Regions from separate parts of the Mus musculus genome. Here region 2 is linked to region 1. A link is a loop called in an ENCODE intact Hi-C map of the cell type or tissue named here. Cell type or tissue: left cerebral cortex. All regions are shown on one strand. Links, peaks and the distances in the headings refer to the core of each region. The heading gives the core; the rest is flanking DNA.

Evidence for each region. Hi-C counts contacts between places; a loop is a spot of excess contacts. Peaks named below come from ENCODE experiments on the same cell type or tissue, not always from the same donor. Only the 100,000 strongest peaks of a DNase experiment are listed, where the experiment ranks them.
Region 2: a loop joins it to region 1, with 2.8 times the contacts of the local background. A loop is called at or near these places in 16 of 42 quality-filtered maps.

Annotation. Positions count from the first base shown.
Region 1 is chr2:60,410,798-60,426,940 of GRCm38, reverse strand. Pla2r1 (phospholipase A2 receptor 1) reads left to right here. Exons shown (of 30, transcript NM_008867.2): 26 at 1,449-1,589; 27 at 2,566-2,682; 28 at 4,160-4,336; 29 at 6,501-6,533; 30 at 6,639-9,398. The coding sequence ends at 6,928. It overlaps Gm13580 (predicted gene 13580), which reads right to left and starts at 15,416. Exons shown (of 3, transcript NR_046065.1): 1 at 15,224-15,416; 2 at 14,933-15,094; 3 at 14,367-14,572. In left cerebral cortex, for the core only: a CTCF peak has its summit at 8,638 (motif pointing right); a DNase peak (open chromatin) is centred at 8,650.
Region 2 is chr2:59,523,079-59,539,221 of GRCm38, reverse strand. No RefSeq gene overlaps it. Among named protein-coding and RNA genes, the nearest start is that of Gm39831, 19 kb to the right of the region's middle. In left cerebral cortex, for the core only: no CTCF peak of the experiment used is centred there; DNase peaks (open chromatin) are centred at 5,500, 7,890, 8,215, 10,283 and 1 more place; H3K27ac peaks cover 377 bases.

The sequences.
Region 1 (16,143 bases), core at 4,230-12,229:
CTTCTTTGTGTCTGAAGGGTATATCATGGGTATTCTGTATTTTAAGGCTAATGTCTGCTTACTGGTGAGTACATACCATGCTTACCCTTTTGAGTCTGGATTACCTCACTCAGGATATTTTCCATTTCCATCCATTTGTCTGTAAAATTCATGGTATCCTTGTTTTTAGTAACTGAATAGCATTCTATTGTGTAAATGAACCACATTTTCTGTGTCCATTCTTTGGTTGAAGGGCATCTGGGTTGCTTCCAGTTTCTTCCTATTATGAATAAAGCTGCTTTGAACAGGAAAAAAAAAGAAAGAGAGAGAGAGAAAGAAAGAAAAGAAAAGAAAGAGAGAGAAAGAGAGAGAGAAAGAAAAAAGAAAGAAAGAAGGAAAAGAAAGAAAGAAAGAAAGAAAGAAAGAAAGAAAGAAAGAAAGAAGGAAGGAAGGAAGGAAGGAAGGAAGGAAAGAAAGGAAAGAAAGAAAGAAAGAAAGAAAGAAAGAAAGAAAGAAAGAAAGAAAGAAAGAAAGAAAGAAAGAAGGAAGGAAAGAAAGAAAGGCGGGCCACAGCTTTATAGAGAATCTGAACTGTGAGGGTTTACGTTTAAGACAAGGCTGGTAGATTCTTGAGTGATGAGTAGGGTGGTGGTAAGCTGACACCGTTCGGACATTGACTATAAGCCCTACACCACACTTTGCACAATATCCTATTTACATGAAGTTCAGCTGGCCCAATCCCTTTACTGACAATGAAACTTAATTGAGATCACTCAACACGTTCCCAAGGATCCCACTAGCGACAGTGCCCTGACCAGGGGCTCTGTCCTCACCCTCTGACGTGTTTACTCTGTTTCCCTAACTCTCTTCTTTGTTGCACTCCTATGCTCTGAGAGTTTCCCCCTCTGGTCTCCTTTTAAATCGCCCATTTCATAAGGTTGCATTATTTACTTATATTGTGGGTACTATTACCTACAGCACACATACTTTGCATAATTGTAGATGAAAACAACTCAGGATTAGATATGAGCAATACCTATAGGCAGGTACACACAAGTAGGGGCTTTAGACATCTGTGACACTTAGCCCTGCACAGGACACATATTATACCGTTAGACATCCTTTTCTCAGCATCGTTCAGCTACTGCTTCCTCTCTGCAGTGCATCTTACTGATGTCCCAACTTTAGAATGGCAGTAGACAGCCACCCTCACCAGGCAGCACTCAAACCGACAAAACACTTTTATCCACCCTTCATGTTTAGGGAAAGAGTTTGCTAACAGAAATGCAAGAACTAGGGTTAACCCTAGTCTGTAACCATCAGCATCAAATCCAGCCTTTGGGGTCTTCTGATGAAAACCTCATGTGCACATTGGTTATGCATGGCCTTTCATGGAATGGAAAATAAGGGTTATCTCGGTCTACGAGCCCAGACACCAGCCTGAAACCATACCCGTTTTTTCTTCATAGAAACAAAGGCATTTGAGCACCCAGGGCTGTGCTCAGAAACATCAGTTCCCTGGATAAAATTTAAAGGTAACTGCTACAGTTTTTCCACAGTCCTGGACAGCAGGAGTTTTGAAGATGCTCATGAATTTTGCAAAAGTGAAGGTAATTCTTCTGTGGGGCTAACATACTTGCATGTCCTCTCAGCAGCTCAGTAAACAGTGTGCTTTCTCGCAGGCTGATTATCCAGGGACTTTAGGGGCCACGAGGACTACTGAAAAAATAAAAAATAAAAAATAAAAAAACTATTGAATTTGCTTATTAGGGGGACAACTATTATAGGCAGTTCAAGTCCCAGTGCAGACTTTGAAAACCCAAGAGTGTGCCTCGGTGTAGAGCTTTCCTACAAAATTCTTCTGAAGCCATGCGCGTTGTGAAATTTTAATGTTCTCTAAACTGGCTAATCAGTATTTTAACTTTTAAATGAAAGCTTTGTACACTTTTATACTTAAATCAAACATCACATTGTAGGTGGGTGTGGTGACGTGGGGCCTTTAATCCTAGTCCTCAGGAGGCAGGGAAAGATCGGTATGCGCTTAAGGGCAAGGTCTACATAGTGAGTTTCAAGCTAGCCAGGGGCACATAGTGGGACTTTGATTTTATTTGTTTTGTTTTTAATCACCTTGAATTTGTGTGTGTGTGTGTGTGTGATGATATCAGGTGTCTTTCTCAACCACACTCCATTCTGTATATTTGAGACCAAGTCTCTCACTGAACCTGGCCAGTGAGCCCTACTGGACCCCTCTGTCTCTGCCTCTCCACCTCTGATCTTTACCTCAGTCCTGAGGCGGCAGCCTTGGGTCCTTGGGTCCTTGGGTTTCTGCAGCAGGCACTTTAGTGGCTCATCATCTACTCAATCACTTTTTAACAATAAAAACCAGGAGTTGGGGCTCCAGATCATCCTTAGAGCTCCTGCCTAGCATGGCAAGGCCCTGGAGTTCCAGCCCCAGTAGTAGGAAGGGAAACCGTGTGTTGAGTAACCGAACGATTGTTTTTCAAAGCCAGGGCTTCAGGAATCAGGGCCCAGAAACATTTCTGAGTCCCCTTTACCTTGCTTATTGGCTGCTTGTCCCTTTTACAGGATCTAATCTGTTGGCAATCAGGGATGCGGCTGAAAATTCATTTCTCCTGGAAGAGCTTCTTGCGTTTGGGTCTTCTGTGCAGATGGTTTGGTTGAATGCTCAGTTTGATAATAACAGTAAGTGCCATGGGTGCAGAGGAGGCGCAAGTAAACACGCAGTCCTGAAGGCCTCTGGGAGCCCCAGGATGCCTCTTGAACACAATTGCTGTGAAAATATAGTGTGAACCCTAAAGCCACACCTCCAAACAAAACAAACGGACAAGTTAACCTTCACTGGGACACTGAAGCTGCTAGTTCCAGCTCTGTCCCCGGGCTTAGTCATACAAAGGCAAGACACGTTGACCTGAAAACACCCCACTTTCTCAAGCGTTCGGTATAAACCACAACAGGATGGGGGAGCTGTTTCAGTGAACAGCTGTGCTTTTTGAATCCTTATAGACACCAGTGTGTATAATCGGAGGCACACTATTCTTTATGTAACTGATTGTCTTGGTCAGGGTTTCTATTCCTGCACAAACATCATGACCAAGAAGCAAGTTGGAGAGGAAAGGGTTTATTCAGCTTACACTTCCACACTGCTGTTCATCACCAAGGAAGTCAGGACTGGAACTCAAGCAGGTCAGGAAGCAGGAGCTGATGCAGAGGCCATGGAGGGATGTTCCTTACTGGCTTGCTTCCCCTGACTTGCTCTGCCTGCTCTCTTATAGAACCCAAGACTACCAGCCCAGAGATGGTCCCACCCACAATGGGCCTTTCCCCCTTGATCACTAATTGAGAGAATGCCTTACAGTTGGATCTCATGGAGGCATTTCCCCAACTAAAGCTCCTTTCTCTGTGATAACTCCAGCTGGGTCAAGTTGACACAAAACTAGCCAGTACACTGATGTTATTGAAAAGTACTTGTAAAGAAAAGTATTTTAATTGGCATAGAGAGTGTGTCACAGTGGTGCAGGATGGTGGGTATGGAGACCCTCCTCGCAAGGGGTATTTTAATCCTGGACATTGTTTGAATTTCTAGCCGATGGCGATAACCAAAGGCAAGCCAACTTGCAGTTCACTTTGTTGTTAGTTATAAATTCTTTTCAGACAGTGCAACACACCACACACACCACACACACACACCACACACACACACACACACACACACATACTTACACACACACACACATACACACACACACACACACACACATACACACACACACACACTTACACACGCACACATACTTACACACACACACATATCACACATACACACATACTTTCACACACGCACACACGCACACACCGTATTAACTATGTATGGGCTGAATTTTCCCACTGAATCACTTCCCGTATAAGAATGGCTTTAGGAAATGAACCTTCTTGCTATGGTGTTGATGTTAGAATTTCAAGGGATTTTCTATACATTAATTTTACTTTCTATGTGACCGCCTGGCTGGATACGTATCTTTTTTGATGTTTTGTTCATGAATATACTCATGGAATTAAATGTGCCTCCTTAAATTTGGAGGCTGCTTTAAGGACTGATCCCAGTCTTAGACTGTTAATCATGCACTTCATTCATAACAAGCCAGCATTTTTTTTCCCACAGACAAAACCTTAAGGTGGTTTGACGGAACACCCACAGAGCAGTCCAACTGGGGCCTTCGGAAGCCAGACATGGACCACCTCAAGCCACATCCGTGTGTTGTCCTGAGGATCCCGGAAGGAATATGGCACTTTACCCCATGCGAGGACAAAAAGGGGTTCATATGTAAAATGGAAGCAGGTGTGTGAAAGGAGAAAGAATTTCTTCATATTGACCCTGGTTAATGCCGACCCGCCATATCAGAGAGTTTTTCAGATAGATTCTGGCACCGTCATCTTGCTCCACATCACACACGTCAGAACATCTCAGCTCCTCTAAGATGAAGGGGGGGAAATCATTAATCATATAGATGAAATAAGACATGCAGTTTACACCAAAAAGAGCTGTGCCATGCTAGGAGAAAGTGTAGGGTCATCTTTGGTCGTAGGAAATATCCTCTGTTTATTTGGTGTATTTGTTACGGAGAAGTAGGTATAATTCTGCCTTGTGAGTAGACTTTGCCAAGAAGGTCATATTTGAGTCCATGGTGAGCAATACGGTTTACGGCAATAGAAATTGGTTTTAGAACGTGAAACCAGAAAATTCTAGCCATTTGAAAACAGCAGCGGAGGCTCCTCAGCTAGCGTACCATGAGGACCATTGGCGTTTATGATAATCAGACTATTCCTAGAGTCTCGTTTTGGAAGAAGGAAGGTTAGAGTGCCTCTGGGCTCCTGGGTAAGGCTTCAGAGAAATGAGACGCTGGGCTCTGAAGGAGGAGGAGGAGTGTAGAGAGCTGGAACAAAGAAGGACAGATATGTTAAACCAAAGGCCCAGCATTACTAAAAAGCAGCCACGGAGAATGCACTAGACTGGAGTACCATACACATGGTGCTGACCAATGAGGCTGGATCCAGTGCTTAGCTATGGAGCTGAGATTCCGGGTGGAGCAAAGGATGCCCTGTGTGTAGGGTAGACACCCACAGTGAAATACACTCACCAGATGCAAAGGACAGTGCCGGTGATTTAAATGATGTGACTGAAAACACAGGGAGAAGTAGGAAGACTGACAAGACACTGGCAAAGAAAGAGAAAGGGCTGCCAGCAGGAGCACAGGATGCTTGAAACCCCAAAGTGCGGCAACATTGTAGCAGACAAAAGGCTAACAGCATGCCCACGTTTTCCCTGGCATCTAAGCATCAAGAGCAAATCAAAAACACCACCCCATAATGTCCAGTTTTAAAGTATGGCAACTTTTCAAGGCCCTGGATCAGTTCAAACATACTCATCCTATCGGTGAGAAAAGTGCCTGTCCAAATAGGCTGCATGGAAGACCAGATAGATTTCTTTTGGGTTTGCTTGTTTTTAATGTAGCTTCCTGGAGTAGCTCTTACTCCTTTGTTCAGCCTATCAAGGAACTTGCTACAAAGTCCAGACTGACCTCAGACTCCCAGAAACCCTCCTTCTCCAGCACTCGCTCTCTCTCTCTCTCTGTCTCTCTCTCTGTCTCTCTCTCTGTCTCTCTGTCTCTGTCTCTCTCTCTCTCTCCCCCTCCCTCCCTCCCTCCCTCCCTCTTTTCTGTTCCTAGACCTGAAATTGCAGAGGTTAAATGTTAACCCTTGAGATAGTCTTCTTAAATGAAAAATGTTCTTACAGTAAAATGCCCTAAAACAGAAACTGTGTCACTTCAGAATGGAGAGTCCATGGATTCCTTTCCAGACTCTTGGGAATCACAGATGAGAAATGTGCTGACTGTAAAGATGTTACATACAGACAAGCAGGGCTTTTACTGCTGGGCAAACTCTCCATCTAATCCCAACAAAAAGATGACTTCCTGCTAGTAAGGACCATGTCTTGCATATATTTCTGCTATGATAGTTCTGAGACTATATGGAAATCTTTTGGCTTTAGTAAATTAAAAGGAATGAGGGAAGAAAGAGAAAAAACCACTTGTGTTATGAACACCAATACTTATCAATATAAATGGCTCATGGGCTAGCAATATGTCTCAGCTGGTGAAAGCACTTGCTGCCAAGCCTGGATCCAAACACTGGAACCCACATTGTAGAAGGAGAGAACCCACAAGTTGTCATGTGACCTATACACACATACCATGGTGCATGTACCATGGTATAAGACTGACACCTCTCTCTGTCTCTCTGTCTCTCTCTGTCTCTCTCTCTCTCTCACACACACACACACACACAGAGGAGAATACATGAATGAATGACTATCAGAGCTCTAATAAAACATCATTCATATACTAGGCATGGTATATGAGCAATAGTCTGATTCTTGCTTTGCTTGAATACATAACATAACTTAGATGAATTTAAAGAAATATTTGTTTATTATTTGATTTTAGGCATCCCAGCTGTAACGGCGCAGCCAGAGAAAGGTAGGTTTGGAAGGGAAAGAATATTTAGATATTTCTTAGAATCAATACGATAGAAGGTAGGCATGTGACAGTATCTGTCCTCTGTGTTTCTTTGTCTTTCTCCAGGACTAAGCCACAGCATCGTTCCTGTCACAGTAACGCTGACGTTGATAATAGCCCTGGGCATTTTCATGCTTTGCTTCTGGATATATAAGCAGAAAAGTGACATCTTCCAGAGACTCACGGGGTCTCGGGGTTCTTACTACCCCACACTCAACTTCAGCACAGCACATTTAGAAGAGAACATTCTCATTTCTGATCTTGAGAAGAACACCAATGATGAAGAAGTTAGAGATGCTCCAGCTACAGAGAGCAAAAGAGGCCACAAAGGGCGTCCTATCTGCATTTCCCCTTAACGAGATGCCGTTATAGTGTGAATTGCGCCTCTGTTTTAATTAATCTTCAAGCACTGGTTTTGAATCTTAACCAAATCAGATGGGATTTAACGTATTCATTTCCTTTAACTGTGGCCCATTCTGAAAAGGCCCATTATTTTAAAAGACAAGAACTATTAAATAGAATTCTCAGGCCAGTCTGGTAAGCATTCAGTGTGTAGGTACACTCGATACATTAAGAGAAAGGGGGCGTGTCCTCTCACTCCATATGACAGGATGGTACTTCTGCCAGTCAGTGCTTGTTTGATTCTAAATCAACCATTTTTAAATGGTGTGGTTTGGGAAAATCCTAAATTTTAGACTTCAGGTTCTGAGCTCTCAACTAATACTTTGAATGACAAAGTTATATTAGATCTGATTCTCAAGTTAAGTGGGAGAAATACCACCTTCTCCTACATATGAAGAACTCAGTAGGCAGGCACTCTCAAGAACAACCATACAGTTTAAACTGTGCCATAAACCCTCACCTGTTAATTGATTACCTTGATTTAAAGATATCTTTTAGGTAAGTTTAAAGAAATGCATTGAGAGTTTAATATTGTCAAAGTTCATGGGCCTTACTTATTAAAAACTAAAATCTAAAATTATAAAATACTATATAACAATCTTTTGTTATTGTTCTGTTCTGTTTTGTTTTCAAGACACAGCTTCTTTGTATAAACAGTCCTGGCGGTCCTAGAATTCACTTTGTATGCCAGACTAGCCTCAAACCCTCTGCCTCCCAAGTGCTGGGATTAAAGGTGTGTGCCACCACTACCTGGCAATATGTAATCTAACCAGGGCTTACAGAATAGATGTAACTCAAACTTAAAGAGAAAAAAAAGTGAAGATCTGAATTGTGCTCCCATTAGAACCAAACTAAACAAGATGTTGAAAAAATACTGAATAAAACAACCCTGGAGAAGGTGTTTTAAAATAAACTGTCCATTCTGACCATCTCCTTTTAGTCTTGGATTAGTTGATGCCATTGGTTGGTTAATGAGGATTAAGAGTATGATATTTGGGGCCAGGAGACAGTTCAGTTGGTAAAGTATCTGCTGTGCCATCTTGAGGACCTGAGTTCAAATCCCCAGTACCCACATAAAGACTAAGTGCAGTGGTGCACATCTGCAACCCCAGCTCTGGGGTGGGTATGGGACAAAACCAGGCGAATCCCAGAAGCTCTTTCACCAGCCAGTCTCGCCAAGCTGATGAATTTCAGGTTCAGTGACAGACTTTATCTCAAAAACTATCATGGGAAAAGACACCTAATGTCAGACTTTAGCCTCAGTATGCCCACACATATATGTGCATGCACACACACACACATTAAAATTTTAAAGTATATTTCCTGTGTATTAAAAGGTCACAGGTTTGATATTCTGTCATTAATTTATGATAAATAAAAGTGTCTCCATAATCAAGAGTAAGAGGTTACTTGCCGTCTGAGTGTTTACTGGGTGTCTTTATTAAGATAGATCTTCTGTTCTAGCACAGTCCTGGGGTGAACCAGTCAGGGTGGCTTCTATGCTCATGACACGTTATTCCCAGGGAAGCAATCTATACACAGACGACAGGAGGTAGCTATGAAAATTAAGTATGGTCCCTGGGATAAACATGGGCACTCTCAGGCTTGCCTCCTTGTGTATTTCTGCCAGTACAATCCATGGCCCTGGTGCTACCTGCCACTCGTCACTAGGGGGCGCTCTGAGAAAAAGTATGAATGTGTTCTGCACAGCAAACTGGGATCCTTATCAGTACAACCTGAAGACTAGAGTCCCTGTAGACTATTACAACGACTACAGCTCCCGGTCACAGCTCTTTGCTACTGCTGTTATGTGGCTGACACACTGGGACACTTGACTCTCATTTTGTTTTCCAAGTCATAGGACTTAACTTTTAAAAGAACATTATATTAGGTAGCAGTTATATATTTATGACTCAAAAGAACTAACCGGATGGTATAAAGACTCAATTTAAAAAACTCTCAAGTGAAATTAAATTTCCTTTTATTTTGGTGGATTTGATGAAGCTGTGGTCAATTAGCCTCCCAGTAAAAGTATAAAATCACACATAACAAGTGGACAAAAGTATGCCCTTGCAGCCGTGGCCTTGCTGAAAGAGATGAGATTGCTGTCAAGGCTCTGTTTTGAAATCCTGTGTTGAGCCTTCCCTGAAGCCTGTCCCCATGAACCAATTTGCACTTGTTCCCACTGCTGAAATTTCAGAAACATAGAGTACTAAGGGACTCGCTTTTTTCACATATGAACCCTTTAAAATCCTTTTCATAGATCTCTTCTTCTTTCATTAATTTAAAAATATTTTTCATACAGTATATCTTGACCATATTCCTTCTCCTCTCAGACCTTCCCCATCTCCTTCCCCACCTGACTTCATATTCTCTCTATTTCTCAACAACAGTACAATTAAAATAAACTAACAAAATAATAAGACCAAAAAAAAAAAAAACTAAACAAAACAAAAATCACACACATAAAGCAACCCTTGGCATTCATTTTGTGTTGGCCAACTGGTTGATATACCCAGTATCACTCCAACGGAGAAAATTGATTGCCCTTCTCCCAGCAGGTATCAATTGTAAATAGCTTCTTGGTTAGGAGTGGAATGCACATTTATTTTTAATCAGAATTTGATTTCTTATTTATTTACTGTGCATTCGTGTTTTGCCTGTATGTATGTCTCTATATAAAGGTGCCAGATCCCCTGGAACTGGAGTTTGAGGCAGTTGTGGGCTCTCATGTGGGTGCTGGGACTTGAACCCACGTCCTCTAGAGAAGCCCCAGAACTTAATTTCATAACTACAGCATAAAAAAAACATAGGATTAAAAATTCACTCATGATTAATATTCATCCCTTTAAAATATATTATTTTCCTGAAGGGTCTTTGACCATGGGTTGATCAAAAATTTACTAGACCTTGGGACCATTAAAAATTAAAATATCTATATATGTAAGTTTTTCCCCTGTGACTGACCTGAGTATCTTTAGATACTCCCAAGAATTGGAAAGTCTTGGATTTTTTTCAGTTAATAACATCTTGAGTTCTTCCTATTCTAAGAGCCATTCAGGTTTGATTGTCATCGAAAGCTCCACACCTGAATGGTCTCTTTAGATGACTGTTTAGTCTTGAAGTCTCTTTACCTCTTTAAAATGGCCAAATTAATATATAGTTAACGTCTGGATATCCAGAACAAACACAACCAAAGGAATGACGTATATAATTACCTTTACATTGTGGCTAAATCCATTTGAAGTAATTTTTTTATAGTGATTCACAGTTGATACTGGAGTGGATCAGAAGAGGCAAGAGACTCTGGATTCCTCATCATGTCTACCATTCAAATATTAATTGACATAAACAATTTCAGTTTAACACCTGTATCATGCCATGTGTTGTATGACCAACAAAATCAACATGTGCGTTCATAATTTGAGGCATAAAAATAACTGCACACCTGACAAAGACAGAGGCGGATGCTCGCAGCCAACCATCGGACTGAGCTCGGGGTTTCCCGGTGGAGAAGTTGCAGAAGGGACTGAAGGGGGTTTGCAGCCCCATGAGGGGAGCAACACTGTCAACAGGCCAGACCCCACCCCCAGTCCTCCTGGGGAATAGACCACCAACCAAAGAGTACACATGGAAGGACCCATGGCTCCAGCCACATATGTGGCAGAGGATGGCCTTGTCAGACATCAGTGTGAAGAGAGACCCTGGGGCCTTGATGCCCCAGGGTAGGGGAATGCCAGGGTGGGAAGATGGGAGTGGGTAGGTGGATGGGGGAGCACCCTCATAGAGGCAGAGGGAAGGGGGAAAGGATAGGGGGTTTCCGAAGGGGAGACCAGGAAAGGGGAAAACATTTGAAATTGAAATAAAGCAAACATCCAATTAAAAAAAAAAAATAACAGCACACGTTCTAAGAAACTAGGGGTAACTGAAAACTAGAGCCTTTAAAAATTCTGTGTGTTTTGGAAGTATGGGTTCAGCTGCTGATAGCTCTCTCAGCCCCAATGGAATTCCGAGGATCCTGGAGGGTGATTTTCCAGACTGCACAGCATTTATAATTTCATGTCTGGTCTTAACAGTTCAACATAAGACAACCGAAATTCAGTCTTGTTAACTCTTTATGTTGTGAAGCACTGTCAAGCTGTTTGCATGTGGTTTTACAAAAGATTCAGGCTCAAAGAAAAGGCCAATACTGCAGGCATACCTGTAAATAAATATCTAGACTGTGTGCTTCATTTCATTATTTTGTTTTGTTTTGTTTGTTTGTTTGTTTGTTTGTTTGTTTGTTTTTCGAGACAGGGTTTCTCTGCATAGCCCTGGCTGTCCTGGAACTCACTCTGTAGACCAGGCTGGCCTCAAACTCAGAAATCCGCCTGCCTCTGCCTCCCGAGTGCTGGGATTAAAGGTGTGCGCCACCATGACCGGCGGTTCATCTCATTATTGTTACTACATCTTCAGTGTTTTTAAAGAAGAGCCAACAAAAGTGCCCAAACATGAAGCGCTGGGTAAAGTAGAGAGAATCTGCATACGCCTCTAATTCCTGATGAAGGTTCTAATTGCAGAAGAGAATATCTCACGAAAGCCAGAAACTGAGCCCCCACGTGTGACAGTGACCTTCTCTACTCAGAGTTAATTAACATGAGCACTTGCTTCTTGCAGGGCACTTCGCTATAATTTAGAACAAATTAAGGGGAAAAAAAAATCACTCAAGTGCTGTTTTTCTTCCCACTGTGAAGTGAGCATGATGGACCAAATTTAATGCATCTAAAATGCTATCATCCGTTTCCGGGATTGATGAAAAGCAATGAATTCCAATATCGCTTTTTAAAAAGAATCCCAATCTGTGTTTCTTCTAATGTTTCCTATTAATGATCAATGAGTTTGAAGATTAATAAATGTCTTTTCCACTGCACCCATTAAGTCTCCTATCTACATTTGACTCACTGTATGCGCTCCTGGATATTTTTAAATAGATAAATCTTAAATTTAATGTGACAACCAGTTAAAGAATCACTTTTGTTTCCTCTTGCCTCTTCCCCAGCCCTGAAATTACAGCTTTATTGTTGTTTGTGCCTGGCCTGGAGCTCCTCTCTTTGTCTCTCACCTGATGAGGGCATGGCCCCAGTGGCTGTCTGAACTTTAACTTCTTAGTGCGTAGGGCTTTGTGGGAGCTGGAAATCTAAGTCATAGATATGATTAGCTCTCTTAGTTAATTAATCAATTAGTTAATGCTTAATTAATGGTTAGCCCTCTTTCCCAGTAGACCCTGGAACCTGCCAGGGGATGTGTGGAACGAAAGGAAAAACATGGGAAGAGACTCACAGAACTCAGTCAGCGGGGAGTGAGCTCTGGCTGCTAGAGTCACACTTCGATTGGGGCTGGGGAAAAACTGATTGGCCTGGAGCAAGCCTAGATGGGCAGTGTTTATCCAAGCCACCCCCACAGGGAGTGCTTAAGCAAGATGCCTCTGATCTGGCTCTCACTCCATTCTGGATGGCGGCTCAAAAGGAACAACAAAACTCCTATAGTCTCCGCCCACTGACCAGGAGTTTATGGGATGGAGAAGCTATCGCCTCCGACTATAGGGAGGGATCCAAGAGCTTTGAGAAAATGGGACCAATGGTGGACGCTCTCTGGCACTGGCATTGGATCTTATACTAAACTTCCCAAAAGAAGAGCAGGAACAGAAAACATATAGAGAAAGAAGATAGCCCCCAACAGCATGTTAATGGTAAATGAATGTTTCAGACTAATCCATAGCTTGTTTCTGCTCCCATGGAGGGCAGCCATTGAACTTTTCACGTGTGCTATTATTACTCACACTGCATGTAATGCAGTAATACCTGACTCAGTTGGGACCTCAAAGAACCTCCTTTTAAATCAGTTGTAAGAAGGGGTCATGGGGGCTGGAGAGATGGCTCAATGGTTAAGAGCACCGACTGCTCTTCCGAAGGTCCTGAGTTCAAATCCCAGCAACCACATGGTGGCTCACAACCATCCCTAGTGAGATCTGATGCCCTCTTCTGGTGCATCTGAAGACAGCTACAGTGTACTTATGTATAATAATAAATAAAACTTTTATATATATATAAAGAACATTGGTAGATACACTCTTAGCTTATACATGTATTTTCTATTAGAACACGCCCAGATGTGTTCACTCATCTTTTGGCTAAGGACAGCACCAATCAGTAGACTATTCTTTGCAGTTGGTCTAATCAGGTTTGCTCCATAAGCATCTGCTTCACTGTCACTAGCAGGTAAAAAAATTTACTGATGCTCGCGGACCTGTTTGAGCACCTTCAAAATCTCTGCAGTTTTCTCCCATATCTGAGATTCTCTTGCTCAATGACAGAATGTTTATTCATATTTTTGTTTCACAAAGCCGTTTTTGTAGTTTTTATATAAGAACTCCTGTAGCCCCATTTTACGTTTCAAAATAAATCATACGTAATTCGCAGAGCCTGGTACATCTGGCGTAAGTGGGTTGGTGAACAAACGAAGCAGCCGGTGTTAAAGACGGTGTTAGAGAATCAGTGGGCGCAGCAGTTGGGCCTCACCTTGGCTGAGTGAACGGGGTAGCTAAGTCTTTAGCTTCTGGGGTTCCATATTGCCTGAGGATTTCCTCTAGATCCTGGGAGGAGACTTGGCCTCTGAGCTTAACTCTGAAATCCTCACCGCTTGGCTCTGAATGTAAACAAGCCAGAAACCGGAGACAGCTCCAAGCAACCTGTCCAGATGATAACTTGGTGAAACATCTCTAGGGAATGAGAATATGCTGACGAAGCAGGCACGATCTCCAAGGAAGCAGGCCCAGACAGGCATCCGACGAAGCCTGGGGCGTGGGACCAGGGTTTCTGAAGGCCAGGCTTTCTGTGACATTTCAGATTTCAATTCTATAAGGATATCTTATTAGATGGGTGACTTATTAGGCATAACGACTTCACTTGTTCTATTTCCTTGCTCCCCAGAGTCACTGGTTAGACCTGTATCCTGAGGATGGATTTGTCTGCTACTGAGAAAACACGTGATCTCCCAGACTTTAATTCTTAGCATCCTAGAAATGTGATTTTCTTTGCTAAAACACAAGCCAACAACAAAAACCCCCGCAAAGGCTTATGGTTGCAATTAAATTTCAACTGGCTTACACAGAGATATTGATTATGTAAATATTCTGATCTTAAATGTCCTTGTGTGTGTATGTGGGGTGGGGGTGGGGGTACATGTGCACACGTGCTTGTAGAAGCTAGGGCTAAAACTTAGCAGCTCTTCAGCCATTATCTTTTCTGATAGGGTCTCTCCGTGATCAAGGCTGCCAGGCCAGAGAGAATCAGAGATCCACCTGTTTGTGTATCCTCGGCTCTGGGATTATAAGGGTATACCACCACACTTTCCTCCCGTTTCATTTTCATTTTTATTTTTGCACAGGTTCTGGGAATCAAACTCAGGTCTTCATGTTTGCAAGACTTTGCCACCTGAGCCATCTCCCCAGCCCTCATCTTAGATTCCTAGGTATCCATCAGTACAGTTGACATCATGGCGTCTTCCTCTGTCTTGAGTACAGCTGACTCTGTTGGGGCCGTGGTAGCGCTGGGACTGTGCTATAGAAGAGAGGTATAGGCATTGTGGTCTCATCAGAAAGGAGATCTAGACCCCCAGGAACCTGTCCCAGTACTGTGACTTTAGTGCTGGTCACTTAACTGGCAAAGCAGTCACAACCTGATTGTAGTATACCCACCTCAGCAGCTGCTTAACGAGAGTCAGCCAAAGTATTCCACTCCCTTGTCCCAGAAAACAGTCTGTTTCTGTGACACAGGAAGCAATCCCTGAGAGCAATGGCAATCTTTGGGGTCCAGCCCACCCCTACCCTGCCTTCTCTCTTGGAAAGCCATCCAGGGTTCCTAATGGATGCCCTGTTCTCATCCTAACTACTTCACCGTAGTATTTAAAAGATCACAAACCTGTTGTGAACGTCATCTTACAGATGACAAAAGCAAGACAGAAACATTCTGTGTTGTCGTCGTCGGTGATACACAGCTGACACATGGCAGGATTGGAATCCAAGACCATTCATGATTGCAATCCCGAGCTCTCATCAGCAGCACATGCTGCCTGCAGGGTGACTGGCGTCCATAGCACAGGGCAGAAGGGGGAGGTTAGAGGGAGTCAAGTGAGTAAGACCCAGGGACTGTCAAAGAGAACTTGTTATTTGACCAGGAAATCAGAGAAGGGCAAACAGTCTCCATACTTACCTCAAACACCCAGGGAGGTAAGACTGTTGCTTTGGAATCCCAGCTGGTGTTTGGAGCAGGGAGGCGGTGCCCAGGGAAGCTCTGAAATCAGGATGTTAAACAAGGAGGAGCAGGGAGGTGAGATGAGAACCCCAGAGGAGCACCCCAGAACAACCACAAACAAGGAGAAGCAAAGTTAACCAGTCGTTTTCCCTTAGTGAATCTTGTACTGATAAAACTCTCTCTGAGTTTAGCTGGTCCAATTGTGAGACATGCCCATTTCTGGTTCGGTCCTGCTCCTAGAAAGGGATACATTCCAAGAAAGGCGGGTGAGGCTGCATTCCACCTTAACTACAATGCAAGACAATCCGCTCTGAAAGTTACGAAACCTCAGGTAACAAAGAACTTTAAAGGAGTCCCTTTTACTTGTAGAGAGAGCATAGTGGAACTTGGCAACTAGAAATCAAGTCCTTAGAACAACAATATCAACCAACCACACACACACCCGAGCTCCCAGGGACTAAACCTCCAACCAATGAGTACATATGGAGGGACCCGTGGCTCCAGCTGCATATGTAGCAGAGGATGGCCTTGTTGGGCCTCAATTGGAGAAGAGACCCTTGGTCCTGTGAAGGCTCAATGCACCAGTGTAGAGGAATGGGAGGACAGGGAGATGGGGGAACATCCTCATAGAAGTAGGGGGAGAGGGGATGGGATAGGTGCTTTGGGGGAGGGGGGCAGCAAAGGGGATAACATTTGCAATGTAAATAAAGAAAATATCCAGTAAAAGAAAAAGAAAATAAGTTCAATCCTAATTTATAACAAATATGAATGAGGAAAAATTTTAAACATTACAGTTGTTAAATTTGTCCTTCCTAGCCTTGTGTGAGATAGCTTTTTTCCCTCCCAACCTACACATCCCCACTTCCACACCATGCTTT
Region 2 (16,143 bases), core at 4,294-12,293, 890 kb after region 1:
AAAAAATCTAAAAATATCAATATTTTTAGGGCATGGTGGCATCCACCTTTAATCCTAGTACAGAGGCAGGAAAGAGGCAGAGGTAGGTCCAACTCTGTGAGTTCAAGACCAGCCTGGTCTGTGTCTTAAGTCCCAAGGCACCCAGGACTATGCATTGAGAGCCAGTCTTAAGCCACAGGCCCCCAAATCAATATGCTTTTTGTCACATAATTTTTGAAATCAAAAACTTTTTTTTTTTTTATGTTTTGAGACAGGGTTTTCTCTATGTATCCTTGGTTGTTTTAGAATTCACTCTTTAGACCAGGCTGGCCTTGAACTCAGAGATGTGGCTGCCTCTACTTCCCCAGTGCTGAGATTAAAGGTATGTGCCATCACTGCCAAGCTTAAATTTTTTAAATATTGTATTTGTTGGTGTATACATGTGAAGACAGGTGCCTGTGGCGGTCAAAGGCACCAGACTCTCCCTACCCCCATCCCCTGGGAGCTGGAGTTACAGGCAGTTGTGGTCATGCCTACCACTGGAGCTCGGCGTTGAACTTGGACACTCTGAGTACCCTTAACCACTAGGCTATCCCTTCAGCTCAATGGAATTTTCTTTTAATGATAGGGATTCATTATGTAACCCTGGTATTAAGTAGCCAGGTCCTTTTAGCTCTGCCTTTGAAATACTGGAATTTCTGGCATGTGTGACAACATCCCAAACTATACTGAAAAATAAACAACTCCCCTCAAACCCCCAAACTTTTATTTTGTCTTTTTTCCCCAGTTACATTATTATTGTTAGGTCTCAGGAAGTGTGTATGTCCAGAAAAGGCAGTCCTGGCTTATCTTAAGCTGGATTTCTGGTGGTTAGGTACATGGGCACATTCCTCAGGAACTTGTGAAATGGGTTTTCATTAGCCAAAAGGAGTCATTATTTCCTTGCCTCTGGCAGAAGAGACATATGGCTTTCATTGACGTATACCTGTGGCTGCCTCTCAAAGCACACGGCACATGCTGGCCCCAGCCTCCCTCAGTCCCCGCCCGCAAGTACTTGGTGTGCAGTTCAGAGCCCCCACACAGTCTGTCCTCTCTTACACTTCTACCCAAACTGCCTGCTCCAGCTGATGGACTTCCCTCCCCCCAACTACTCGTCTTCCTTATAACCCAAGTGATTTCCCCACGCCCTGCTTTCTGAGCTCTGGCCGTGTCCAATCTGCTGCTTTTTCTCTCTGCTCTCGACTATTCCAGATGTCTCTGTAAGTTCTCTCTCATCTACAACCCCACTTCCTCAATCATGGAGCAGACATTTGGATGGTTTCTTGACTCCTTTCAAATATTTATGTTGTTGACTTACATGTCTGATAGAAGCCAGTATCTTGACCCAAAAACAAGGCTAGAGATGCAGCTCAGAAGTTAAAGGAACTGGTTTCTCTTCCAGAGGACCCGGTTCAATCCCAAGCACTCACAAGATAGCTCACAACCATGTGACCCCAAGTACAAGAAATTTGATGCCCTCTTTTGGGCATCAAGGGATTTGAGGGGAATCGTTTATCCAAGGGAACTGCATGCCACATGGTGCGCAACACACATGCAAGCAAACACTAATACACATAGAATAAATAAAATCTAAGAAGTCAATCTTTTTTTGTGTGTGGTTTTTCGAGTTTCTTTGTGTAGCCCTGGCTGTCCTGGAAATCACTCTGTAGACCAGGCTGGCCTCGAACTCAGAAATCCACCTGCCTCTGTCTCCTGAGTGCTGGGATTAAAGGCATTCGTCACCACGCCCGGCTAAAAAGTCAATCTTACTAGCAGAGATATTAGAAGTAGGGGTGCTTTTGAAGTTTGTGGGGTCTGGTTTTAAGGTGTGTCTTTCTGTGTTAGAGCTTGACTGATACTGGGCCAAAGTTCATGATTTTATTGTCATTGGTGAATATAGTCAAGTTAGGATTTTGAACTGAGTCATCTGAAGGTAAGTTGTTAGACTGGGCCTAGAGTTCAGAGAAAGAGAGAGAGAGAGAGAGAGAGAGAGAGAGAGAGAGAGAGAGAGAGAGAGCACTTGCCCATTATGTACTGGGCCCAGCAATCTACCCTTTGTACCATGAAATAAAACAAAACCAATAAGTATACAATCATGTGATGACCGTAGCTGAGCTCTCTGTTGCCATGGGGAAATGCAACTTCGCCAGTATCAGCCACTGAAGGTGGGGTTGTATTCCTCAAATGTACTTGTGAAAGCTCTGATTTTCAACATGGAAGTGGGATTTGGAAGGAATCAGGCTTAGACGAGGTCATGTGGGTGGGGCTGCCACTCTGGGGTTAGTGTCCTTATAAGAAGAAGGCCAGCAGCCCTCGGGATAGCAGACCCTACACCTCACTTGGGCATCACAGTAGAGATGTGGGATGTAGGTGAGCTAACTCTGAGGGTGGAGTATGGGAGAGCTGGCCCTGCCACTCGTATGCTGTGTGGTGACACGGGCAAAGGAGAGATCCCCGTCCCCTCCCCTTGCCACCTATGGCAGGCAGGAGAGCTGGCCCTGCCCCTCAACCACTGCAGCACTTGGGAGAGTGAGCCCTGTACCTCACCTGGGCAATAGGCTATAGCTGGCCCTGGTTGTGGGGTTGATGTTGAGACATCCCTGAGGGCATGAAAGCAGCTGACCAGCTCAGATGCCTCTCAATCCCAGACCCAGGGCTTCGAGTCAGTCTGCCTCAGCATCCAGCCCATCTATGAACTGCTGGCGTGCATGAAGGGACCGGTCCTACAGATCCAAAACTACAGGATCTCCACGGCACTGGGCAACAGCAGGATATCCAAGAGAAATCTCAACAAGACTCCAGTACTGATAGAGTAGCAGAGGGCAGAGGACTTGTACCAGACTCATTGCGATGAACATTCAAAAGCCGATACAGTGGGACACGCTGTGACACACTACAGCTTCCACAATGAGACTATTTTTTCTCTGGGGTAGGTTGCACGAGTGGAGGGCAGTTATGAGGGGTGGGGGAGATGAGTGCGATTGGGGGACATGATGTGAAATTCACAAAGAACCAAGAAAAAGTTTTAGAAGGGTTGGGGGTGCAGACACCAAGAAAGGCCTCTTGATGTCAGAGTGAAAGGGCACCCAATGGCAGGGCAGGAAGAAGTCCCTTAGCAGGAAACAAGCCAGGGTACGTTCATCTAGACCGTGCCCGTCTCTAGGATGCTGAGGGACTGGGTGTGATTTAAGCCACTTGGTCTAAACTATTTTGTCGTAACAACTTCAACCAGCAAAGACACGCTGATGAAGAAAAACTGAGTGTCTATTATTTGAATTTTTTTTTAAAGGATATTCAGCTTTACCTTCCTAATTAAGCATTTTCTGACAGGTAAAACCTTTTGTGTTAACATCGACGACGGTAAGCTGTGTGACGTATCAGGTCCCAGCATATCCAAAATCCAATACAAAACCATCAGTGAATTCCTCTTCAGTTTGTCATTATTAGTTTCAGAAAACAATCTCATTGTATCGATTCATTCTGGCTACTCTATAGAGGCCTTCTAGGGGAAAAAAAATCTAAACAAACCAAAAATAAGACCTGATAGGATAGTAGCCAAGTCTGGTGACCTGACTGTATTCCCAAAGACCTACATGTGAACAAGCTGAGTTTTGCAAATTATCCTTTGACCTACACACACATACCCATGCCCTTCCTTCTTCACAATGAACACACACACACACACACACACTTATGAATAAGTGTATAAAAATTATATATAAATATATATTTAAAATATTTTTAAAGAACTTACAGCTATAGTGTTGGGAACAATAGGGCCATGTGACCGTGACCTCAAATCCACAAAAGATAGTAAGATTAAATAAACAATTCAGAGACTCTTTGAAGGACCCAAAGGAGTTACCTGTGGCCGGTAGCACATGTCTAGGGTCCCAGCTTTTTTGAAAGCTGAGGCCCAAGCATCACTTGAATTAGGAGTTCAAAGCAGCCCAGACAACACAGTAAGATCCTATCTACACAGCATGAGCTCATCGCAAAGTCAAAGTTGTACAACCAGCACCAGGACAATGATCCAAAGGAGTCAGCCATCATGAAATGTTTTGCTGTGTTATTAAATTTTTAAAAGCTAGGCATGGGATTATATGCCTGTAATTTTGAAACTCTGGAAGCAGAGGCAGGAAGTTTGTAATTTTGAGGGCAGTGTGGGCTACATGCAACACTTGGTCTCAAAACAATTTTAATTTGTACACTCATACCCATACTGGTATTATTCATAATAGCTGAGAGAGAGAAACATCCCAAGAAACTCTGATATGTAAATGAATATGTGAATAGATAGATAACTTCATAGGATTAAGAAAAGAATCCTACTGTGTGCTCAAGTCTATAATGACCCTAGCATGAAGGAGGCCCCCTAGAGTTGTGTGATGTATTTCAGTCACAGTGTCTCTAAGAATCCCCAAGAGAGACCAACACAAAATGCTCAGGCCCCAGCTGGCTCTTCAGGTAGTCCAGAGTGTGGTGGCCCAGAAAATGAGGAAAGAGGAGACTTTTTGTTTTGGTAAGACACGAACAATTTGGACAACACAGGTTGTAGCAGCGGTGGCTGCGGGGGAGGCATCAAAGTTAATACAGCAAAGCCACAGGAGCCCAGCTGGCAACTCTGAAGGGAGCTTTGAGTCACAGTGGTGGGGGTGTTGTGTCAGGAAGGACAGGCGAGCTGCTGTTGCTGCTAGGCTGCGGCCACAGATAAACAGGTTGTCACGTGAACCTCCAACAGGGCCTCTACTCAGAAGTGATTTTCCTACTGTTTGGGAACACCTAGGTTTCTAATTGCTCCTTTAATCACTTAGAGACAATTAGAAGTGCAGTGAATCTGCAGCGCCCTTGGGTTCCAACCTCTCATTCTCAGATTAGACAACAGCGCTGTAAAGACTTCATATGCCGCACACTGCCACACTCGAGCAGACGCTTGGCTTTGATCTGCGGGGCCTCTGTGGATGGAGAGGGACCTCAGAGTGGAAAGGGCACCTGAGAGGGAAGCCAGAAGATTCCAGAGGCAAGAGGCCCCATATCACAGTTAAGGTAGTTTCTCCTTTCCCATGAGCGCTATGTTCCGCTCCAGGAAGGGGCTCCTGAGGAGGTGACATATCTTCCTATAAAGGACTCGGGAAAGTCTTTCTAGAGGGAAGGACTTGAGCAGGTTTTGAAGGGTGAATAAGAGTTAGGCAAGAGGAAAGAATAGTAAACTCTGAGATTCTGGGTGCTCAAGGTAGAGTCTAGAGAGGGGGTACCAGGAACACTGTGTCTGGTATCCTACAGGAGGGCCCTAGGCCAGGCTGAAGAGCCGCGTTGCCTCCAGTCGCACACAAAGCCGACCAAGGAGCCGTAAGCAGCCTGTGGAAAAGGATTCTGTGTTGAGGGGGAGACGCCTCATACAGGGCAAGTGGCAGTGGGAGAGAGTGGGGGTGGGGACACCAGGGAGGTAGGTGGCTGTTGCAATCCCTAGGCTGTGTCTCATGAGTGAGAGAACTTGCCAGGACAAGCCAGGCAGGGGGTGGGGATGCTCAGCCTCATCTTCTGCATCCATCTGTCCCTTCGCTCACAGGGGGCCTCCTCCCCCACGCCAGCAGAATTTGTGATGTTCTGCAGCCATGGCCAAGGCTCAGAAAGGCCTGTGATGAGTACCACCAAGGTCCGGGGGCGGGGTGGGGTGGGGTGGGGGGAAGCTACCTGCTCTTTTGTGTAACTACAGCACACACATGCGCCATAGTTAAAAGGTTAAACGAGTGGGCAGAGATGCTTCCAGTCAGGGTCATTTTACATCATGAAATTCTAGCTGGAAGTAGATAAAAGGACACTCTAAAGTTGCATTAAATGTGGGCATTTGCCCCCCAAAGATGCCTTCCTCCATCACAGATCATGCTGCTAAGCATGTTAGAAGGAGCTAAAGCTGGGTCTGACTTCCATGGATCCAGGCAAAGGACCTGTGGCTGGAGCATCGACCTGATTCCAGGTGCCAAGCTGATGTGTTCAGTTCTTGGCTTTAGGGCTAATGGAACACTGGCTTCAAGCCGTTGAGGCTATGAGGGGAGTTCTATCTTCTAGACCTCCATCTTGGCAAAGTGCTGTGCTCAGCCAATGAGGAGGGAAGCTGGAGGCTTCTCCCTGGAATATAAGCTTGGGGTGTAGATGCTTGTGAGCCACGAGGCATGGGTACTGGGAACTGAGCTCAAGAAGGGCAGTACTTGCTTTTAACGGCGCTTTGTTGCTAAGAGTTAAAAATTGGGTAAAGAAAAGACTTAGGGCAAGGCCAACTGAAAAATTTGTCAATGGTCTGGAATAAAGATAGCTTCATGGCAGAGTGCTTGCTTGGCATGAGTCAGTCCTCAGCACAGAGGAAAAGATGATAACACATTGGGTAAATGCGCCCACCTGCCTCCCAAGCCTGAGGGGCTAAGCTGGATCCACAGAACACGGCTGGGAAGGAGAGAAGCGACTCCTGAAGAGGTCCTCTTCCCTCTACGTGTTCTCCATAACACATGCATGCCCACGTTCACTGCCCCCCACAACCAAAAATAATAATAATAAATAATTTAAAATTTTTATTAAGACATATTAATGAGTTAGGCATAGTGGCATGTGCCTTTCTTTAATCCACTCAGGAGGCAGAGGCCTGAGGATCTCTGGGATTTTGAGGGCAGCTACAGAGCAAGTTCCAGGACAGCCAGAGCTACATAGAGAGACTTTGTATTTAAAAAAGAAAAAAGGGCATATTAATGACTCACCAGATTGCTGTAATGTCATGCCTTGACTAGAGAAAAGAGGTAATAATAATAATAATAATAATAATAACAGCTATTATTTTTCCAAGCTCTTTAAACTTATATAAGCTACTTAATCTTCATCAAAATTGGTAAAATTATCCTTATTTTACAAAAGATTAAATTGAGAAGTTCATTGTGTCACAAAATCAAGAGAATGGAAAGGACCTGAAAAATATATACTATATGGCATCCCACTGTCTCTTGGGAATTAAAAAGAAAGAAAGAAAAAGTGAGAGAGAGAGAGAGAGAGAGAGAGAGAGAGAGAGAGAGAGAGAGAGAGAGAGAGAGAGAGCAACAACAGCAACAACAACGAACCAATTGCACGCTATTATAACCTGTGCAATGCCTCCCATGGTGGCTGGCTTTATGATTGATGGAGAGGTGTAAGAAGTTACTTTAAGGTTTTACAGATACTTCACTGGGAACTAAGAATCAGAGTTTAGGGGTCCTGTGCTAACTAATGCTGGGATGGAGCCCAAATAAATTCATCACTTACTCCAGAAAACTCTTAGTCCTGAAAGAGCAGGAGTGGAGTCAGCTGAGAGGTTTGTCAGTAACTGCTACATCTTGTTCATCAAGCATTTCCTAGACCCCCATAGCCTTGAACCCATGAATGCAAATTTTGATGCCTCCTCATTCCAACCAGTCCCCTCCTTCCTAAACTTACCTGAGCCGTGCTGGAAATGATGGGAAGTTTGTGAGCCATGCTAAAGCATGATGGGAACTTTGTTGAGGTCATGCCCTCCCCCAGCTTTGCTTCATCAACAACTTTTCTTTTCTCTTAATTTTTGGCGAGTTAACTGTTGGCACTGTATATATTTAACTGTGGTTCTGGTGAAGTTATTGCATTGTCAGTAAGATAGCCAAATCTTGGGGGAGATACTGTAGGTATAAAGTGTATGTGTAGGAATTCTTACTGTGGCAGAGAGGTGTACCCCAAAAACAACCTACAAATATACAAAGGGGCAAGGGTCGGGCAAGGGCACTGCTGCCCTATGGCAGAGCCATCGATAACTATAATGCCTGACTCTGGCACCTCGAGTACTCAGCCACCCACACAGCCACACAGGTGCCAGATTCTACCATGAAATGTATCATGAGCCCCTGTCATCTGCTCTTAAGGGCAACGCAGAAAAACTGTACAGGCAGAGGTAACTCTACATCTAAGAAGACAGACCAGAGGCTTTCAGCCTTACTGGATTTAGGTGGACAGACCCTTGGTTCCCACAGAGACCGTGCCATTGGGAAGGGTTAGCTAATCATCATTCAACCTCATGCCCTGCAGGGATCAGGGAAGGAAGAAAAACTGAAATGACAGTGGAGAGTAAAGATAGAAACAGCAGTAGAAAGAACTGGCAAGTTGGGAGTCAGTCTGAGTCATGAGTGCAGAGTCACCAGGTTTGGAACAGCAGATGCTCAGTTCTCCTGGGCACCATGAGGTATCGGAGTCACAGAGCAGCTGGTACATCCCAGACAGCCACAAACCCTGTTCCAGTTCTCCTTGAAGCCATTGGCCTTGGTGATGATGCACTGAGATGATGATGATGATGACGATGACAGTGATGATGGTGATGATGACAATGATATAAAAATATAAAACATGTAATTTCACATTGACGTGAAATTTAACACAATACTATTTATAATTTTTTTTCAGAGGTGCTGGAGGGCAAACCTAGGGACTTGAGCATGCTAGGCAATTGTTCCACCACTGAACTACACTCTCATCTCTGCGTTGATCTTAAGTGAGAAGTTCCAGAATTTTGAAATGCACATGTAGCCATATAAATACCAACCAGGACATGAGAGGTCTTTTTCACAACCCCCAAAAGTTACGCTGTATCCCTTGACAAATTAGCATGCCTGTTCTTATTTTTGTGTACAGTGTCCTTTTAAATCTGGCTGCTTTCTGTGCAACATAAATTACTTTCTTTTTTGTTGTCTGTTTCATTGTAGGGATGGTTACAGTTTGTCTTTCATCCTGCTGATGGCTATTTGAATTATTTCTACTTTAGAGCTGTTAAGAATAAGGCTGTTATTAGACACTGCTCAGAGGAGAAGGGGAAGGGGGTGATGGTCGGGTGAAAGTGGACCCCTCAGCTCCTCCCTGCTGCCATGTGCCATGGGCTGTGCTGTCCAGCTGTAGAGTTACTGGTACTGTACAATAACTCTAACGTGGCTTGTGTGTGGCAACCGTGGAACTGCAGTGGGAACCTCTGAATGCTGGAACGCCAGGGTCTTGGGATGTCTGTCAAGGAAAGCTTCAGGCATGGCCCTGGGTGGTTCGGGTTCCTTCTGGAAAGGTGTTGAGTTGTCAGGCTTGGCTGGCCCATCCTCACTCTGTTGTGTGGTCTGGGCAGCCAATTATCCAGCATCTGAACTTGGACTATCCAGTCCACTGCAACTCAGGCTTTCGAGAGGCCTGACAGTGAGAATATTTGAACGGTGCCAAAGGGCAGCAAAGAATGCGGTGTGTTACGAATGAACGGCTGCCCTGGGATTCGAGGTATTGAGGTCGGCGATACAAAGGACTAAGGAAAGCATGTGTGTGTGTGTGTGTGTGTGTGTGTGTGCGCGCGCGCACGCACATAACTCTGTATGCAGCAAAAGGAGCGAGCTGAGGTTCCCTAAAGCTCAAGAGAGAATGAATGGGGTAGAAAGAACCGTGCAGCAGGAGAACTGCCAGAGGGGCCCCTTGGGCTGAGGAAGTTGTTTAATGTGCAACTGGCAAAGGGCAGAGAGCAGCCTCTGGAAGTACTTACAGGACAGTGCTAGCATTGAACTTGACGCCACCAGCCTCCTGTGGGCTGTGTGCTCTGGGCTCCTAACGACTAACACAGGCACTGGAAGCTGGGGTTTGTCTCACTTGAAAGGCTTTGGTGTTTACCCCGAGGTTCTGGTCCCAAAGCACCAATTTTACAAAGCCACGCAATGAGAGGCAAGGCTGTTTCTTCAAACCCCCATGCTTCTTCACCCAGCCTTAAATAACGCCAACAGTGGGAACCATAAAGGTCTACCCCTTTTAGCCTTCTGTCTTCTTCTGGCATTAATATTCAATAAAAGCAGTGGATAAAAAAAATTCCTAAGTCCTCCCCTCCCCCCAGACATAGAGTGAATAGCAGGGCATTTTATAAGTTATTGATCAAATTCTAGTTCAGGAGAGAAAGCTAAATGTGTGGGACTGCAGAAAGAGACACTTTGCTGCTGTGTGACCTTAGACCGGTCACTGCCCCTTTCTGAAGCCCGGTCTACTGGAATAACAAGGTCTACTGTTTCTGTTCACTCTCAGTCTTAAGTAAGTCAACAAAAACGTCCTTACAGAATCCCACTCAGTACCTAATAGTTCCCACTGTTAGTCTTTCCTTTTGTCTTAGCTTTCCTTCCCGTGGGAAGTGGCTTGCCTCATAGGGCTCAAAGGAGAAACTGTATGAGCGATGGTTTATAAATGTGAAGTCCTGCTGCAGAGGTTGCTGTTGTAAAGCAGGCTATTCTGTTTTCATCACAGTTGTTAGTCACTCCTCTGTGTTCCAGACATTCTGGAGAGTCTATGCACAAAATGAACGGCAAGTTACTTGGGTCCCAAAAGCCCTTTGGAGGAGAGAGTGATACAACGTAGCAGGCTTCTGGCCTTTAAGACATTAAGTTGTGAAGAAAGGAACCCATTTATATTATGTTACTTTTGAGATAGGGCATCACTGTGTCACCATGGCTGGAATTAAAGTCATGACCCTCCTGCCTCAGCCTCCTGAATGCTGGGACTATGGTCATGTACTGCCATGCCTAGCTTCCCAGAGTTTTGACTGGGAGAAAAAGTCCTTGTTAACTGCTCTACTGCGCAAGGGAATCTGAAGAACTATCTCCAATATTCAGCTTGAAAACAGATTGGGACGAACACACACACACACACACACACACACACACACACGAGTTAAATACTCTTGTCAAAGCTATGAAAACCTGCTGGGTGGTGATGGTGTATGCCTTTGATCCAAGCACTTGGGAGGCATAGGCAGGGGTAATCTCTGAGTTTAAGGCCAGCCAGGTCTACAGATCAAGTTCAGAGACAGCCAGGGTTATAAAAGAAAAACAAAACAAAACAAAACAAAACAAACAAACCTAAAACTCAGGGACTCAGCGATTCTTAGCACTTGAGCATCATCTCTTACATTGTTTGCCCTGGAAATGCTCTCTGAATCTGTAACCATAGCAGGATATTGCAATGGAAGGCTCAGCTCCGTGTTGAGCTGCGATAGGCATAATATTTCAAAGTTAGGCCGTGGACACCATCTATGGAACAAAAATGGACTTCCAGATTTTGCCCTCTTTTCCATGGAAAGACATATTTATCCTCTCTGTATGTACATAGGACATACATGTACATTGCCAAGGATATAGGGATGCGGGGCCATGACCTCAGGCCATGTAAAGCATTCTTAGGTACTGTGAGTTGTGACAAAGATTCCCATGGAGGAAGCTCTAAAAAAACCCCACAAAACCCCATCAGAGAAGATAAATCAGTTACACGCAATCATATACCATTTCCTGTTGCTATGAGAAAACATCTGAGACCTTGTAACTTAAAAAGTGTAGCGGTGGGTATAGTTCGTGACTCTGGAATCCATGACCACGTGTGTGGGTCAGAACACAGCAGAGAACCGAAGGGCAATCTGTGTAAGAGATGGAACACGGGGTGTGGGTACACTTTATCACAACTTTCTCACTCAAACGTACACTCAGTCCCTCAGGAAAGGCTGTAATTCTCCTCTAACTATTGCATCAAAGCCTTCACCTTCTGAGACACCCACAGTAGCAGCCAAATTTCCAACAGGAGTTTCAGAATGGACAAACCATATCGAAACGTAGCATCAACCCATCAGCAAGAAGAGTGGGGAGCACCTCTTGGCTTTTGTTTTGTTTTTGTTTTGAAGTGCAGTTTCAAGTAGTCCAGGCTGGCCTTGAACTCTCACTGAGGTCATCAAGCTGGCAGTGGGGATCATGGAGAAGTTGACAGCTCCTTTTCCCCCACCACAAACCTCCCCAGGAGCCACCTTAGCCCTCAGAGTTTAGGGTTTTACTTGGGACCCAGCATTTAAAACCTGACCAAGTGTTTGTTTGTGTTCTAAGAAACAGTTTCTCCCTGAGGACCTTCAACTACACAGATAAGCATCGTCCTGCCTGAGGTTTTTGGCAATGCCGCCCTGCTAGTGGTCATTAGGAAGTGCGTGGGAGTCTGTTTTGATTGTCACAATGGTTGGTGGGGAGGAGGATGAGGCGAGACTTTATAGAGCAAAGGTCTGGGATGCTAAGCATCCTAGAATTCCCAGAATTGTCCTGCATGAAATTGGACCAGCTCCACCCCCGTGGAGCTACACCCTCAGAAGCCAGGCCTTGGAAAGAATGGGGGCTGGCCGAAGTATAAGCACATTTTAACTGTGTTCCCTTTGTGCTTACCCACTGTGTCCGTGACACCGAGATTGAAATTCCTGCGCTGACCTATAAAACTCTTCCTGATGCTCAGGCCTCCAAGCTGCATCGATGCTGTGAAGCCAGGCAGGAGCTCATGGACTGATTGCAGCCTGGAGCCTTAGAAGAGCTGGCCAGGCTTAAACCTGCTGGGGTCGGGGCACTGAACTCCAGGATTGGCTAGGCTGAGAAAACCTGGCAGGGTCTGATTATGTTTGACGGAATCACCTCTGTTTTTGGTCTTGGAAGTCTCTGAATGAACTAGCTCACACAAGGTAGTTGTCATGTGACTGATTTAAGATCCTGAGATGCATGGATACCTGATTATGCAGGTCGGCCAAGGTTAGCCACAGAGATTCTTATTACAGGGATGGCAAGAGCCAGAGTCCAGAAAAGGACATTCATGGTCAGAAGCTGAAGTCAGAGAGGTTTGTTTTGATGATGATGATGTGTGTGTGTGTGAGTGAGAGAGAGAGAGAGAATGTGTGTGTGTGTGTGTGTGTGTGTGTGTGTCTGTGTGTCTGTGTGTGGTACTAAGAATGTTCTAGAAGTACACACCTGGTTTGAGGTGTAGTAGAAGTCTTCCTTCTCAGGAGGCCTGGCAGGTCTCGGCATGTTACCTGAGGAATCTTGTTTTGTTTTTTGTTTTTGTTTGTTTGTTTTTGTTTTACTAGACAGGGTTTCTCTGTGTAGCCCTGGCTGTCCTGGAACTCACTCTGTAGACCAGGCTGGCCTCCAACTCAAAAATCCGCCTGCCTCTGTCTCTCAAGTGCTGGGATTAAAGGCGTGAGCCACCACCGCCCGACCTGAGGAATGTTGTAGCCACAGCAAACTAAATTTGAAGTTTCCAAGGAGACAGTGAAGGAGGCCCAGAAATTTTCTTCATCTGCTCTCAGCAACCTGCAGCCATGGCCCAGGACTTCATGATAGAAATGAGTGCGTGCAGGAAAAGAATCCAAAGGAGCGACAGGAGTTCTGCATCATTCCTGGTTTTCTCAGGTAGTGAGTGTGGCCCCTTTGGGTGGAAAATTAGATGCCACTTCAGGTGCATTCACCGGAGGCTTTCAAGGGTTTCTCTCACCTTACCAACACCTGCATGATCCAATGCCATCTCAGATCTTGCAAAAGTAAAAACTGGACTAGCAAAGTAAAAACTAGAGAAAATTAAAAGGGTGAAATTGATAACCAACACCTCTTTCACTGGGGCAGATCACAGCATCCACAGGTCAGGGACTCCGACGGCCATTTCAATATTACCTGAGAAGTTCTACTACAGGCCCCACAGTCTCTTGTCTTCCCGCAGAACATACATAAATATTTAGCTGCAAACTTCAGGACAGAATAAAGCCAGACCTCCAATTTATTTGAAAGGAAAATTTTATAGCAGATACTTAGGTCGTTAAAGAGAAAAAGCAGCTGAACTGGTTGTAAAACTGAAGATTAACTAAGAGTCAACATGAATTCTCTCAGATCCTGGGTAGGAAAACCAGTCATCACTCAGAATTAGATCTGTGGAGCGGGGGGGACCAGCTCCCTGAAAAGCTCTGTTTTCTCTCAGGAATACTTAGCTTGGCATAAGGAAAATGAAAACAAATTAAAACAAAACAAAACAAAACTCATTTCTGGCTTCATTTTCTCTGGAGAGTTAAAAAAGACACTTGTGTTGAATGCAGGTTTTCTCTGCAACCTCATTCTGGCTGTCAAGTGAGAAAGCCCAGTGTAGGCTCTCCAGCAGCTCCGGTCTGTCCACACGTCTCTGAAAACAAGACCTCCCATACACAGCTAGTCTCCTTTCGTCAGATGAACGTTTGGAAAGAAATTTTACTTATAGTATGTCCTACAGGAAATGGTGGGGTACACGTGGTACCCCCTACTTTTGCTGCAGTTGGATGTGAAAGGGCTAATGTGTGTTTCCCAGCACATTTTACAAAACTTTAGTACATTAAGAAGACCTGGCTACTAAGGTCGAATTCTACCATGCCTAGATAGTTCTTCTGAGATCCATGCAAAATGGAGGACTCTCATTTGCAGTGGGAGTTCCTCCTCTCCTTCTGATCTGGGGAGCCCGGTCCCAATCTCCTACTTAAGCAATGTCACCTAGTCCTTGGCAAACCTGAAAGTTCAACTTCCTCTATCCTGGTAAGAACCCACCCGCCCGGCATCACCTGGGATTTCTGGAATGCCTCTCCATACGAGGCATTGACAGTTCTTTAAATTCCAGCCAGTGATTTTGTTTGCCCTGAAAACTCCTCCCTACTCACCAAAGTTTATATATAACCCTTTTCCACCCTCCAAAAAGTATCTGCACGCAAGCTGTTTCACTGAAGATGGTCTAAGAAAGTTGTTTGATTGAGTATCGCCTAAGAGAGCTAAAATCCTTGGTGAAGACGCCCATCCCCAACTCCGCCTCATCCTTGCAGCGTGGTGTGCAATGGCGGCATCTGGACAACCCTGAGGGAGGAAACATAGGACTCAGAACCACAGCTGGTCCCCAAACTTGTTCCAGAAAGAAGCACAAACTCAGTGTAAGCAAGACTATCAGGCTATGAGACCATCTGTAAATGGAATACTTCATGCTGCATACCCACTACTGAAAGGTTCTGTGACTTCACACAAAACTTCGGTATCGGACTGACCAATCCTCACCTCGTCCTCTGACCACTGCATTCTGTGTGACCTTAGCAACAAATTGTGCCCTCCTCGTTCCATACGGCCATGCATCTCTATCTCGATAGCGCAAGGCCACCACGCAGAGTCCATCTCTAGGACTCTCAAACCAGTCTTTTTACACCATGCCCAGCTCTGTGCCAGATCTTAGATCCTGCTCTCCCTCCCAACCCTGCAGCCTCTGTTGTTTTTCATCTGTCAGTGTTCACTGTGTCTCGGGTTATCCAGGAAGCCAGTGTTAGGTTAAATGCCCTACATGAGAAGAAGTTCTGTGCCCTCGTCCCTCAGGAAGTGAGAAAGCAAGTGAGGGTGTCCACTTTCTTGTTGCTGCGTGCGGTATCACAGTGTTTTTAAAAGTGGGGGCAGGGAGGTAGAAGAGGGAGAATATGATAGGCTTTAATTTATTTTATTTTGGGGTGCCCGACCTATTCTATACCCCATGTGTGGGTTTGGATTGTTCTTTGGGTAACTAGAATCTTCCCAACTCCCAGTTTCTTTCTCATGTATTCTAGGCTGTCCTTGAACTTGCTATGAAGCCAAGGGTGACCTTGAACTTTTGACCCTCCTTCCTCCACCTCCCAAGTGCTAGGATTACAGGCATGTCCCACCATACCCAGTTTATGTGGTGCTGGGAACAGAGCCCAGGGTTTTGTTCCTGAGAGTCAGCAAGCACACACGGAAGTTACATCACCAGCTTCAGAAATGTTCGTTTACAGCATCCTACAGTCTCTTCTTCACACTCCCCATCTCCTCTTAGCACCCCCCACTCCCCTCCCCCCACTCTAACCCCACCCCACCCCCACCCCTCCTCCAGCCAGGCAAAGCCCAGCACTGGCTTAGCTGTGTTCTAAATCCACCTGAGGTATGTGTGCTCACTGTTTGGTATAAAGTACAGCCTTTCTCAACCCCTTCAGCCCTGCAGGCTCCCCTGAGGCCTCTGGTGACACCCTGTAAGCCTTGGTCACTTTGTTACTGCCTCCCCACCCCCATGGTGGTGCTTGGATTTTTAGGCCCGATCTCTCAGCTTATTTCCATTTCTTCGGAGGCCTGTGGGGAATTCTGAAACTCTTTTTGGGGGGGGGGGGGATTTGAACTCTTAAGGCCTCCCTCAAACTCTGAGAGCCTCAAGGGAAGAGATTGGCCCAGGCGTGCTTGCTGTAGGACTGACCCACTGCGGTTGCTGTTATCCGAATGCAGGCCCCGAAGG